Regions from separate parts of the Homo sapiens genome. Here region 1 is linked to region 2. Evidence: chromatin contacts called from ENCODE Hi-C data. All regions are on one chromosome and are shown on one strand. The core of a region is the stretch at or near the end of the contact, and the rest is flanking DNA. Distances in the headings are between cores, read along the strand shown. Region 1 overlaps RORA (RAR related orphan receptor A). Region 2 overlaps RORA (RAR related orphan receptor A).

Region 1 (5,887 bases), core at 1,853-4,352, 590 kb before region 2:
ACCCAGCTCATAGGATTGAGATGAGGATTACATGAGAGGATCCTCGTACAGTGCCTAGTAGAAAGAAAATGTTCAAAAATGTTATTAATACCAGGAAAGAGAGATGGAAAAGGAAAAATAAAATAAAATTTAAAAACCACAAAAATGTTATCAATATTAAGCTGTCTCATGGAAAAATAATTATATATGACTACAGGTAATTTTGTTTGGTAGCAAAACTCAGGAAATAGTAATAACGCAGGAGGCTTGAAGGTGAAAAACTTGCAGAGGCTTCTCAAAGGACTTGCTTGGACACAGCATCTACAGCAGAGAGCAAAGACATGCCTTTTTTTTAGCTCCTCCCAGCCCAGGATACATGCTCCTTAGGGGACCCTTAGACTTAAGCTCTGCCTCTGAAGTGTGATTTACCCTGGAAATGATTCTAACGGAAAATAGTAGAAAACTGCTTTCCAGGAGAAGAATCAAAGGAGAGTATGTATTTACTTTGGGCGATTTTCCCATTGTACTGGTTATATTGCCAAGAAGTTAAAAATAGTGGTGATAAGCAGTCTCTGAATTGGTCCCTCCTGAGGTGGCAAGGGTCAACTGAAAGTAGGATCATTCCTCCGGGGCCCTGAGACCTATCCCCCTTGAACTCTGTTTTGAGAGCCCCTGGTGGAGCATCTGTGGGCTGCTGTCCTGGGATCTGCATATACTACCTGAGTTTCCCTCCTGTCTTATCAATTCCTCAGACTTGTTCTTGGCCTCTGTTAAGCCAACCGATTTTAGATGGCCTCATCCTTTAAATATGCTATTTATAACCACTAATTTATGTTTTCATGATACTTCATGTAGCAGCTGGCCTTTGTGCCACCGTAAGAAAGGAATAATGAAATACGTGGTATTTATATGGGTGGCTATAGTGTTTGTCATTTCGTATATGGATTGCTATTGTAGGAAGCATGAAAAATTGCAAAGGGTATTTTTTTCTCTTAAAGATAAGCTCCAGTGTATTAAATATTCATCTGCTGTGTAAGGACACTATACCATTTTTTTTTGTTTCTTCATCCTTATTTTCTCATGGAAATATATTCAGATGTCTACAATATATATTGTTCTCATAAAATGCTTCTCACTGCAACTGGTCCCCTGAGCAAGACTTAACATCTTCATCAACAGCTGTTACAAAATATGCTAATGTGCATGCCCTTCAGCCTATAGGGTCACATCTAAATAACACCACTGAAGCACACTTGAGAACTTGAACCCTGGCAAGCCTTGACTTTGAGCTGCAGGGTGAGATGTTGAGGATCGGTGTCCCAAAGAACCTTTGCCCTTTTAAAGGCATCGTTCCTCTCCCCAGCTGCCTCATTTTCAAAGGCAACGTTTTGTGTCTTGCATTTTATTGTTTGGCTGAGCTGAAGATACAGGGAGGACAGATGACCCAGGCCTCTCTGCTAAAGATGTAGCCAGTAAAGCTAAGATTCCCAATGGGGGCCACCTCCAGGAGCAGTGGAGGAAAGTGAGCGATGTGTCATAGGTTATGGGGAGACTGCCCCTCTGCTGGGAATTATTAGTCAAGTAGGGCTAGCAGCTCTGCAGAAGTCCAGAAGTGGAGTGGGTGGGGACCAGTGAGTGTTAATACCCCACATCTGAGCAGTGTATTCTCCTTTAATAAATTTACTTCCGGATCCCTGCAGAGGGGTGGTTCTTAGGGTGTGGGCCTGGATTAGCAGAATCAGCATCACCTGGGTTCTTATTTGAAATGCAAATACAGACCTACTGAACTCTGGGGGTGGGGCCAACAGTCTGGCTTAGCAGGCTCTCCAGGTCATTGTGACACATGCCAGGGCTGAGAACCATTGCCCCAGAAGCACTTAGGCCTCTCATTGGGCTCTCCTGTTCCTAGCAAGATCACAAGGATGGCATAGCCCACCCACCGTGTGCCCCTGGATGGGTGTAGGGCTGTGGAGGACACCGGAGAAGCAAGAACTTGATTTCTGCCCTGAAAGCCAAGTGTGCCAGCTGCCCGTGGGGCAGGTCTGGTGTAGTTTTGATGATCAGAGTGAGTATGAGCCAGCATGTCGCCAAGTCCTGGAGCCTGGAAAGAGGGCGGGCTTAAATCAGACAATAGCAAATTCAAATCCTGCCTTTGCTAGTGACCAGCTGAACAATCTGACCAAATTGTGTAACCTAAGTCTTACTGTCGTCACCTGTAAAGTAAGGCGGTAACATCTACCAGAAACGACTATTGTGAGGAATGGAAAGTATGGTATCTAGAGGGTGCCCAGTAAACATTTGTTTTTAAAACGAAGAGTGAGGATATGAAACTGTAAAAGGATGTGTCTGTGCACTATCCAGCCCCAATTACGCTTCCATTTGCTTTCATTCAAGGTTGATCCAAATGGCTCTGCTTTACCTAACTAAGCATTAACAACCACTTCTCTTTTGACTGCTAGTGCTGGTATTGGTATATTGATATAATCATGGCTGTATATTTGGAGCACTTACAATGTGCCAGGATTGTGCTGAAAAATACACATATATGCTCTTTTTATATTTTCATAATGGTTTTATGAGAGAAGTATGGCAGGCAAAATAGCGAAGTCCATACCCCAATCCCTAGAGCCTGGCAATCTGTTACCTTGCATGGAAAGCGACCTTGCACATGCGATTCAGTTAGGACCTTGAGTTGGGAGATGATCCTGGATTAACTAGGCGAGCTCAGTGTAATTACAGGTCCTTATAAGAGGCGGGCAGGAGAGTCAGAGTGAAAGAAGGAGATTTAATGACAAAAGCACAGGACACACAAACAGGAAGAGAAAGATTTGAAGACGCTACACTGCTGGCTTTGAAAGTGGAAGAAAGGGCAAAGAGAATGCAGGTGGCCTGCAGAAAGTAGAAAACGCAAGAAAACAGATTTCTCCCTACAGCTTTCAGAAGAAATACAAGCCTGCCAACTCCTTGATTTGAAGACTTCTGACTTTCAGAACAGTTAGTAGATTTGTGTTGATTTAAGCCACTGCATTTATGGTAATTGATCACTGCAGCCACAGGAAACCAATACAGGAAGTCTTATGACTCAACCCACTTGACAAATGAGGAAACTGGGGATCAGCAAGGCACAGCAGCTCACCTTGGGTCACACAGCTAGGAGGCAGTGCAGAAGTAAACACACCCACATCCAATTCTAGTACACACGCTTAGAACTATTATGATGGACACGGTGCCTCTGGGAGTAGGTGTCCTGCAGAGTGAGGACTGCCTTCTGGGGGTTCTTTTCAATTTTACCATCCTGATAGGGTCAACAGAAAGGTCCACCCTGGGATGCTGCCCAAGGAACATCATACTTCCTGATGAAATCCAATGAATTTTTCTTCCCAGGTGCCCTGTACCAGGAATGTGAGCTGTTTCTTTTTTTTCTGAGGCCGTTTGTAAGGAAGACAGTTGCTGGGGGGTTTGAAGGAAAAACAGGAAGTGGCTTCAGCATCCAATGCAAATCAATCAACTGCTGGAAGAAGGGCCAAGAAAAGAAAGCTTTTTTTTTTTTTTTTTCATGAAAATGGAAAAACGAAACCAAGCCACAGACAACAATAAAGAAACATCAAGGCTAGAAAGGCTGGAGAAGGCCTCAGCATGGACTAGCTCCCTGCTGAAGCCGTGGTGTTTACGTCCCGTGTGAGGAGGAGGCAGAGAGGGGGTACCACTCTTCCTCTCACTTAACAAGGTTATCCTCTGCTGCCACAGAAGAGGAACCTGCAGAAGAGGAGGCAGAGCTGGCCACCAAGAGAGAAGCTGTAGGCAGAGGATACCAGGCAGAGAGGTATCATCGGGACCCCAAAGAGCCAAGCTCCAGATTGAAAGTATTTTTTAGCATCAACGTCAAGCCAGGGCCTTAAAAGACGCCAGACTTTTTTTTTTTTTTTCCAAGCTGTGTACAGGGCTGTAAGAGTGCAAGGCCCAGAATGGCAAGGGTTAAGGCGAAGGGAGGCTGGATTCCCCATTCAGTTCCACAGATGCCTGGCGTCTGCAGGGGACTTGGCATATGCTAGGGGATCCCTGGGGCCAGTCAGAGGAGTCAGGCCAGCCCTGCCTTCAGGAGTGTTCTTATGCTCTGGCAGGGGGAATACAGCAAGTTCCCAAGCTCCTTTAAGGTGAGATCCAGCAGGATGGAGGCACAGGAAGGTACAAAGAGTGGTGTGGCTTGGAGGGAGAAAGAAATCACATCAACTGAGTGGATAGAAATGAGTAATAATTGAGAGGTCACTCCAAGGCAGGTTCCAAGCTAGAAATGATCAGATGAGTGATCTCATTTAGGCTGTCAGAGACTTTGGGAGGTAAGCATTACACCCATGCAGCTTGGGCTCAGAGAGGTTAAACAACTTGCCCAAACACAGCTAGCACCTGCTAGAACTAGGACTGAATCTCGGTGTTTTGATTTCAAGCCCAGCATACTGTCCACCAGACTGAGCAGACTCCTGGTGAGGGGAACCATAAAACGCTTCATGTATCATTTAATGACAAGGAAAGATGTTCAAGAGAAATAGCTAAGTAGATAAGGCAGGTTATGTGATCTAGCGCTCATTAAGACACACGTTTTTATTTATCCTAAAAATATCAAGATTAATATATAATACAAGGGCCAGGCACAGTGGCTCACACCTGTAATCCCAGCACTTTGGGAGGCCGAGGTGGGCAGATAACTTGAGCTCAGGAGTTCGGGAACAGCCTGGCTAACATGGCGAAACCCTGTCTCTACTAATTACAAAATTACTATTTTGTAATTTTGTAAAAATACAAAAATTAGTTGGGCATGGTGGTGCATACCTGTAGTCTCACCTAGTAGGGAGGGTGAGGCAAGAGAATCGCTTGAACCCAGAAGGTGGAGGTTGCAGTGAGCCAAGATCACGCCACGGCACTCCAGCCTGGACAACAGAGCAAGACTCCGTCTCAAAATACATACACACACACACACACACACGCACGCACGCACGCGCGTGTATATATGTGTATATATGTAATGATTTACATATATATGTATATGTATGTATATATGTGTATATATGTATGTTTTTAATATATATTATATATATACATTACAAGTTTTCTACAGGAAACAACACTCAGCATATTCCTAAATACTAGTAGAACTCTGGGCTTTTACAACTGTTTGGTGGAGTTTTGTCTGAGCAAGTTTCCAGATGTTTTATAGGTGCCTGAAAAGGTAGGTGAACATCAGGGGATATCCCCAAGAGCAAATATACAGAAGCAAGAAATGTTAGAACCATCTTTGCATCTGTGTGAATGTGCAGGAAACATGCATTGAAGTGTGGCTGTAATACAGGGACTGTGTAGGAGAGTGGTGGGTGGGGTGGGACCACCTTGGAGGGTCCTGAATGCCACATTAAAAGATTTCGGTTCTACAGATTATGAAGGACCTAACCCAGAGGTGGTGGTTGAGATGCTGTATTAAAAGTAACACCTTAAATGTGGCAGGGGATTAAGTGAGATCTAAATTTGAAAGGTTGGTTTTCAACATAAGTGTGGGGAAAGCTCCCTGATGCCAACCTTGCTGGTCCTGAATTGTGGCACACTGTCACCACCTGGTGGTCACATAGCCAAATTGTAGGGCTAATGGATTTAGCCAGAGTCCTGGTTGTAGAGAAATTTCTTCATAAAAAAAAAAAAAAAAAAAAAAAAAAAAAAAAAAAAAAAATCCTGGTCAAATTATTTGCATCCTTTAAAGAGTTCTAAAGGCTTATAAATATCTGGATAAGGATCTCAATGTTTATTATTAACCTGAGTGTCTGTAATAATGTGGACACATTCTTTAAGTAACTCAAAATTGTTCAAACCTAGCAGACAAAGAACATTGTCATTTTCTGGACTATATGAATATCAGGATCCA
Region 2 (5,718 bases), core at 1,876-4,375:
TTGTTTTAAGAGGATATGAGTGAAATATAAGCATTATTTTCCCCAAGAATACAGAATACCATGAAGTACAGCTAACCTGTGTAACCAATCGCCATTATGATAGAATTGAGAGATATATCTATATGTTCCACTTATCCTTAGGCAAAGGGAACATTCACAAATGCATCTTCTAATTTTAATATGACTTTGTGTAGTATAAAGCTTACGAATTCTCGTGCTTGTGAGTGCTGTCGTGTTTGTTTTCATGACAGCTTAGGGGCATGATTGTAGATCTATTCTTGAGAAATCGTTTGTCTTTTAGAAAATCACGTGAAGTCTAAAAGTTTTCAAGTAGATCTGAAAAATCTCATTTCTCACTTAGTGGGGAATGGCCTTAATGACTGCTGGATTAAGGTGTGTTTGTCTGAAAGCAAATAAGGATTATTTCAGTCTCAGACGAAACCTTTAAAGTCACTCAGATGAATGTCTCACTGGGATTTGGACCCTGCCCACAATATTTCTGCCAAGTAGTTATCTGGTTATGCTGGAACACCTCCAACGATGGGGAACTCACTATCTTTAAAGGTAGGTTACTCCATCTTGAATTAGAAAAGTCTTTTTATATCAAGCATAACTCTCTCCTTTGTACTTTTAATCCCTTAATTCTGATCCTTTCCTTTGGGGCTGTGCAGAACACATTTAATCCATCTTTCAAATGAAAGACTGTAAGTCATTTGAAGACTAGTACTGTAACACACACATGCACACGCACACACACACACACACCCCTCTAATACGTAATATCTGCTGTCCCTCTCCAGTCCTTTTTGCTGTAAGTGTGGTTCTGCCTTCCCACAATCTTGGTCAGTTTCTTCCTCAAACACACTTCAGTTTGCCTAGAACCACTTGAAATTTTAATGCCAAAGATGGACCCCAAGTGCCAGTTGTGATATAATTGACTTGGCACTTAACCCAGCACATAGTAAAGAGGCAGCCATGACTTAAAGATGAAAAACTTTTGTTTTAAAATTTTAAAGATAACATCAGCTAGCTGTATCTCTAGCACCTCTCACCACCAGTCTTTGTGATATCATTGTTTGTGAAAGTGGACTTTTGAACTGTTTAGGAATACTTTTAGTTCCATTTGAAGTTGATTATTAAGTATCCAGGAAAATCAAAGATACTACAAAAATAATTAAAGGAACATTAGAAGCATTTCAGGTATTTTTCTGCCGCATGTCAGATATGAGATAAGGCTGCCCTCTAGTGGTTACTTGCACATGGACGGCTAAACCCATAATGGTGCCAGTGAATTTCCCATCAGGCTAGTGGGAAGGTCAAAGGTTGTAGTTATTTTCTTAATTGGAATGAGACATTTCTATTCCAGATTCAAAAGTTTAACTCGTTGTTCTTCATGGTTATCAGAAATGTAACTGTGGAAGGGATACTGAATTTTAAAAGTTTGCTTGGCAGGAAGTAAAGGAAAAAAAATTTTTAACTTAAAGCTGATTTATTTGCTGTTTGGCTCAATATTAAATTTAAGTGAAATTTGGTTTGTGAGTCAACAATTGTTATGACATTTTTAGTAATCCTCGTATTTTTTTAAGTTTCAAACTCCATTCTAATTCCCAACCCTTGAATATCTTTTAAAAAGAGGTCGTCATTTGATGAGCTAAATTCAGCGTTTCCCCTTTTTAAATCTAGAGCTTTTCTTTTTCAAAAATGATAAACATTTAGTAAAAAAGTAAACTACAGTAGCTTTTGGGGGGTAATAAAACAATTTTAAACATGGATGAAAAAAACTATTAACCCCTTGGTTTCTGAAGATTTATGGTTAGATCATTTGGTTCACTTAAGTATATACAGTTTGCCTAAAAAATAAGATAGAGGATATGTCAGAAACTCTGCATGAGGTAGCGACAAGCATTCATTTGCATATTTTTTAGGATAAATAGATAATACAAGTGGATTGTGGATTTGGATTTTGGTGTTATAACAAGTGTGAAACAATGGTAAAACAATCTGATTTCTGTGTCGGAATCTGAGGAATGAATATAGATCTTCCTATTTGCTTAAATGTTATTTGTTCCTGGTGCTACACAGAGGTATAAGAATGCACGTTTATATGAATTTTGCATTGCTGAAGAAGTCAAAGCTGATCTGAGCTAGAATAACCAGGGTAATAATAATGACAAATAATCACCAGGCTTGTAAAGGATAATAGTGCTTACGTGTTCCTATTAGAAAGATGAAATTGCAGCGTTTCATGAAAAAGAAGAAAAAAAATAAAAAGCAAGGAAAAACTGCTGTTTAAACCTTTCTATCATAGAAATAAGGCAGTGGTTCAGAAGTGAAGACTTGTGGTTAAGTTTCAGATCAGTTATTGAAGCCAACCGTTTTACAAACTGCGCCACCCAGAAGTGTGATTTTTTTTCACCACATGAGAAGTATTCTCTTTTTCACAGAATGTTATTTTCATTTTTCGGTTGTTGGAAAGGTTTTTTTTCTCCTTCTTTTTATTTGTTCATCTCACTTCAAATCTTCTGTAGAACAGTGGGTGAAAATAAGTAAATAAATTTGTTTCAGCAAATACTTAAGTGCCTATTGTGTGCTAGGTAATTCAGGTACCACCTTTGTGCTTTTATAATAGGAGCTGAGACACCTTCCTCCCAATCAAGTGTCTTAAGCCATGAATCAGCATTTAAAAAATGCACTGAGAAGTTGGCAGCCACACTTAGTCAGAGAAGGCTGCTTTATGGCTGTTGGACTTACACATTTGCATTTGCTATAAGCTACATGCCATTTAAAACAAAGGAGATTTCTGTGACATGCCAAACAATGCAATGAAATGTTAATGTAACTGGATAAAGTCAAACCCTATACTTATGGATGAACATGATTTGCTTCCACATAAGCCATAAGTTAGCTCTAAAATCCTGCCTGAAACAGTGGTTCTGAAACTGTAGAGTAGAACCCATACTCCAGAGAGTCTTAAGAAGGCGGATCCCTGGGTCTCACACAGAGTTTGATTCTGTCAGTCTGGGGTGAGGCCCACGAAGGCATGTATTTACACAGCATCTCAGATGTTTCTGATGCAACTGGTCCTTAGGCCTCACTTTGTGAAGCTCTCTGTTCTAGCCTGTCAGAGCCAGGTGGACCGCAGAGTCCTCCAGTCCTCTAGTGGTTCCCAAATGTCATTGATCTTCACAGTCATCTGGGAAGCATTTAAAAAATAAATGCCTTTCTCCAGCAACACCTGCACAGATCCTGCTTCCAAAAGCCTAGGAGGGGAGGCCAAGGAATCTTCTTTTGTAAAAGATCCTCTTGTGAGGATAAGACAGGTTTGGGAACCACTGCTCGGGGCTAACCCTTTCCTCTTACTCACGAGGAAAGGGAATCTCAGAAAGGTAAATTATATTAAGGTAACCATTCACTTCTCTTTAGTTCACTCCCTTCAGCATGGAAGAGGTGCCAGATGTGAGCAATTTCTGGCATTGTTATTAACACACTTGAAATATTTTTCTGTTAACTTTGGCCTTGCTATCAACCAGCATGCAGAAGCAAGTGGGCAGACTGTTCCCTCAAATCTCTTACCCCAAGTGGCCCAAACAGGAGAGAACCCTGAGGCTGTTTTGGTGCTGGAGGCTGCTGTGAGACTTTTCAAATACTGTACTCCTTTTCGTCATAAAGCCTTGTCCAGAAGCCCCAGCCTCTGCATGTGACATAGACACAATGTATTTTAGCCTTCACTGTGTGCCTGGGCTGGGTCTTGCCAATACTGTGACCACTTAGCAGGAGCAGGCTAAGAGTCTTACTGCAGAAGTCAAGGCCAACTCAGTGGAAACAGTGATGTCTTTTCAAGGTTGCTTTATTCAGCGACAAAGTAAAGGTTTCAGTGCCCTGGAAGCTGATCAGTGCTTCCTGTTTAGCACATGGCCTTTCTCAGGCACTGAGCATCTGGTGTGTATCTGCCAGTGTCCAGGCTCTGGAGGTGACATCCAAACAGGGGAGACCAAATGCTGCCTTCGTGCAGCTTAGATTCTAGTCTGGTGGGATAGATGAAAGTAGACTTCCTCTGGCTGGTGTGGAGAAGGACTACCTGCCTGCTTCCACACTGCGACACCAGCCCCCTTTTTCTTTTGAAAATGCTGGTGTAGTATCTATCTCATTATTGTGGCAGATGTGATGCTGGCGGCCGAGGGGACAGCAGTGATCATGTCAGTCTCTGGTCTCTGTGAGTGTACATTCTGGTGGGAGAGGTAGGTAATACTTAAGTAAACATATCAATGAACTAGATAAATGCAGATAATAACAACAGCTAGGCCAATGTAAAAACAGTATAATGGTTTAGAAATGCTTATGGCCTCATGGGTCAACATCAGGGAACTGAATCAAAAAATTTTCCCAACTGATGGTGAACATTTTGCAATAGACCTCACAGGTCATCTGCTCCCAACCTGGTCTGCGTATTAATCTATCTAAAGAGTTTTTAAAAGATATATAAGCCCAGGCTGTGCTCTTACAGATTTCTGATTTTACTGGTCCCAAGGTGTAGAGCTCAAGTATTGCTACATTTTTAAAGATAACTCAGATAATTCTGGTTGAGAAACCTCTGAAGCCCAACACCCTCACTTTGTACATGAGTCACCCTGTCCGCAGTGTAGCAAAACAATGTTGAGTAGTGGAAACCCCCCTACATAGGGTGGGGGAAGATGAAGATATGGGTTATTGTCCCAGATCTGCGATGCAATAATTGTCAGGTTAAACCTCAGTTGTTCACTTTCCCTGTTTTTAAAGTTAAAGGGTTGGACTTGGTAGTCACCAAGATCTTTTCCATCTCTACCGTTCTATGAAAGTGTTTCTATTAAAACAGAAACATGCTCTAGTTTCTTGTTTGAGACTTGGGAGAGGCAAACAAATGCCTCCTACTTTCCTTATTCCCTGTCTCTACCCTTAATTGCTATAGGTCCTTCTATCAGCTAATCAGTTCCTTTTGGAAGTGAAAATTTAAGACAGAAAGAGGTAATTACTTTATGCTATTTAAATAAATTTAAGAACAAGCAAGTTTTCATTAATATTAATAATAAATATGCCCAGATTTAGTTCTAGTAAATTACAGTCATACCTTATTTATCAAATTGTAGCCTAAAGCTTTTTCCGTTTTTGATGGTTGATTTAAAACCAAGGGGCGGGGGCAGTTGTTTAAAAATGGAAACCATGGAGTAGCCTTAACCATTGCGTACCACAGTAATTTTATTCTTTACCAAATATTCCAAGCCAGGAACCCAAAGAAATTGAGTCTCTCCCAATGTATCGTCTGCAGTTTATTAGCAAGCAGAAACAATGTATCTCTTGTGATGCCATCTTATTTTATAAAAAAGAAAAACAGAACTAAGCTCCAGCATGAAAAAATATCATTTAACTTCCTAATTTGAGACCTGGCATCTTTAAAAACTTGGATTTCATTGAAACATTTATTCAAAAAGACAGCAGTTCATTATAAACCAGCATGGTGTGATGTAAGCACCTTAAGTTTATTTCCTTGTGTGGAATTTCCCAGTGGGGTTTGATAATATTCAGCAGTTTCAGAAGCGATAAAGGAGTTTGAAAAGAAAATCTGATGGGAGCTGGTAAATGAAATTAGAGCCATATCTTTTTCAACAGAGATCTTTAAAGATTTGCATACCGCCTATTTTGTATATATCTAAGAAATTGTACCTCCATTGCATTCACAGCCAC

The links. Hi-C counts contacts between places; a loop is a spot of excess contacts on that map. Pooled maps may share reads with other maps.
Region 1: a loop to region 2 is called in a map of endothelial cell of umbilical vein, with 4 times the contacts of the local background. The contact joins two enhancer-like sites. A Hi-C loop is called at or near these places in 3 of 168 maps with a recorded cell type or tissue (Caco-2, endothelial cell of umbilical vein and naive thymus-derived CD4-positive, alpha-beta T cell), 7 of 37 single-sample maps with no recorded cell type and 10 of 50 pooled maps.

The regions. Positions count from the first base shown.
Region 1 is chr15:61,167,291-61,173,177 of GRCh38, reverse strand. All of the region lies in intron 1 of RORA (RAR related orphan receptor A), which reads left to right. Among named protein-coding and RNA genes, the nearest start is that of RORA, 59 kb to the left of the region's middle. Within about 2 kb of position 3,102, at least 3 of the 41 ENCODE cell types and tissues checked have a DNase peak (open chromatin) inside an H3K27ac peak, as active enhancers do.
Region 2 is chr15:60,581,503-60,587,220 of GRCh38, reverse strand. All of the region lies in intron 2 of RORA (RAR related orphan receptor A), which reads left to right. The region is part of intron 3 of RORA-AS1 (RORA antisense RNA 1); the gene reads right to left. Among named protein-coding and RNA genes, the nearest start is that of RORA-AS2, 97 kb to the left of the region's middle. RefSeq lists an enhancer at 2,133-2,182. Within about 2 kb of position 3,125, at least 5 of the 41 ENCODE cell types and tissues checked have a DNase peak (open chromatin) inside an H3K27ac peak, as active enhancers do.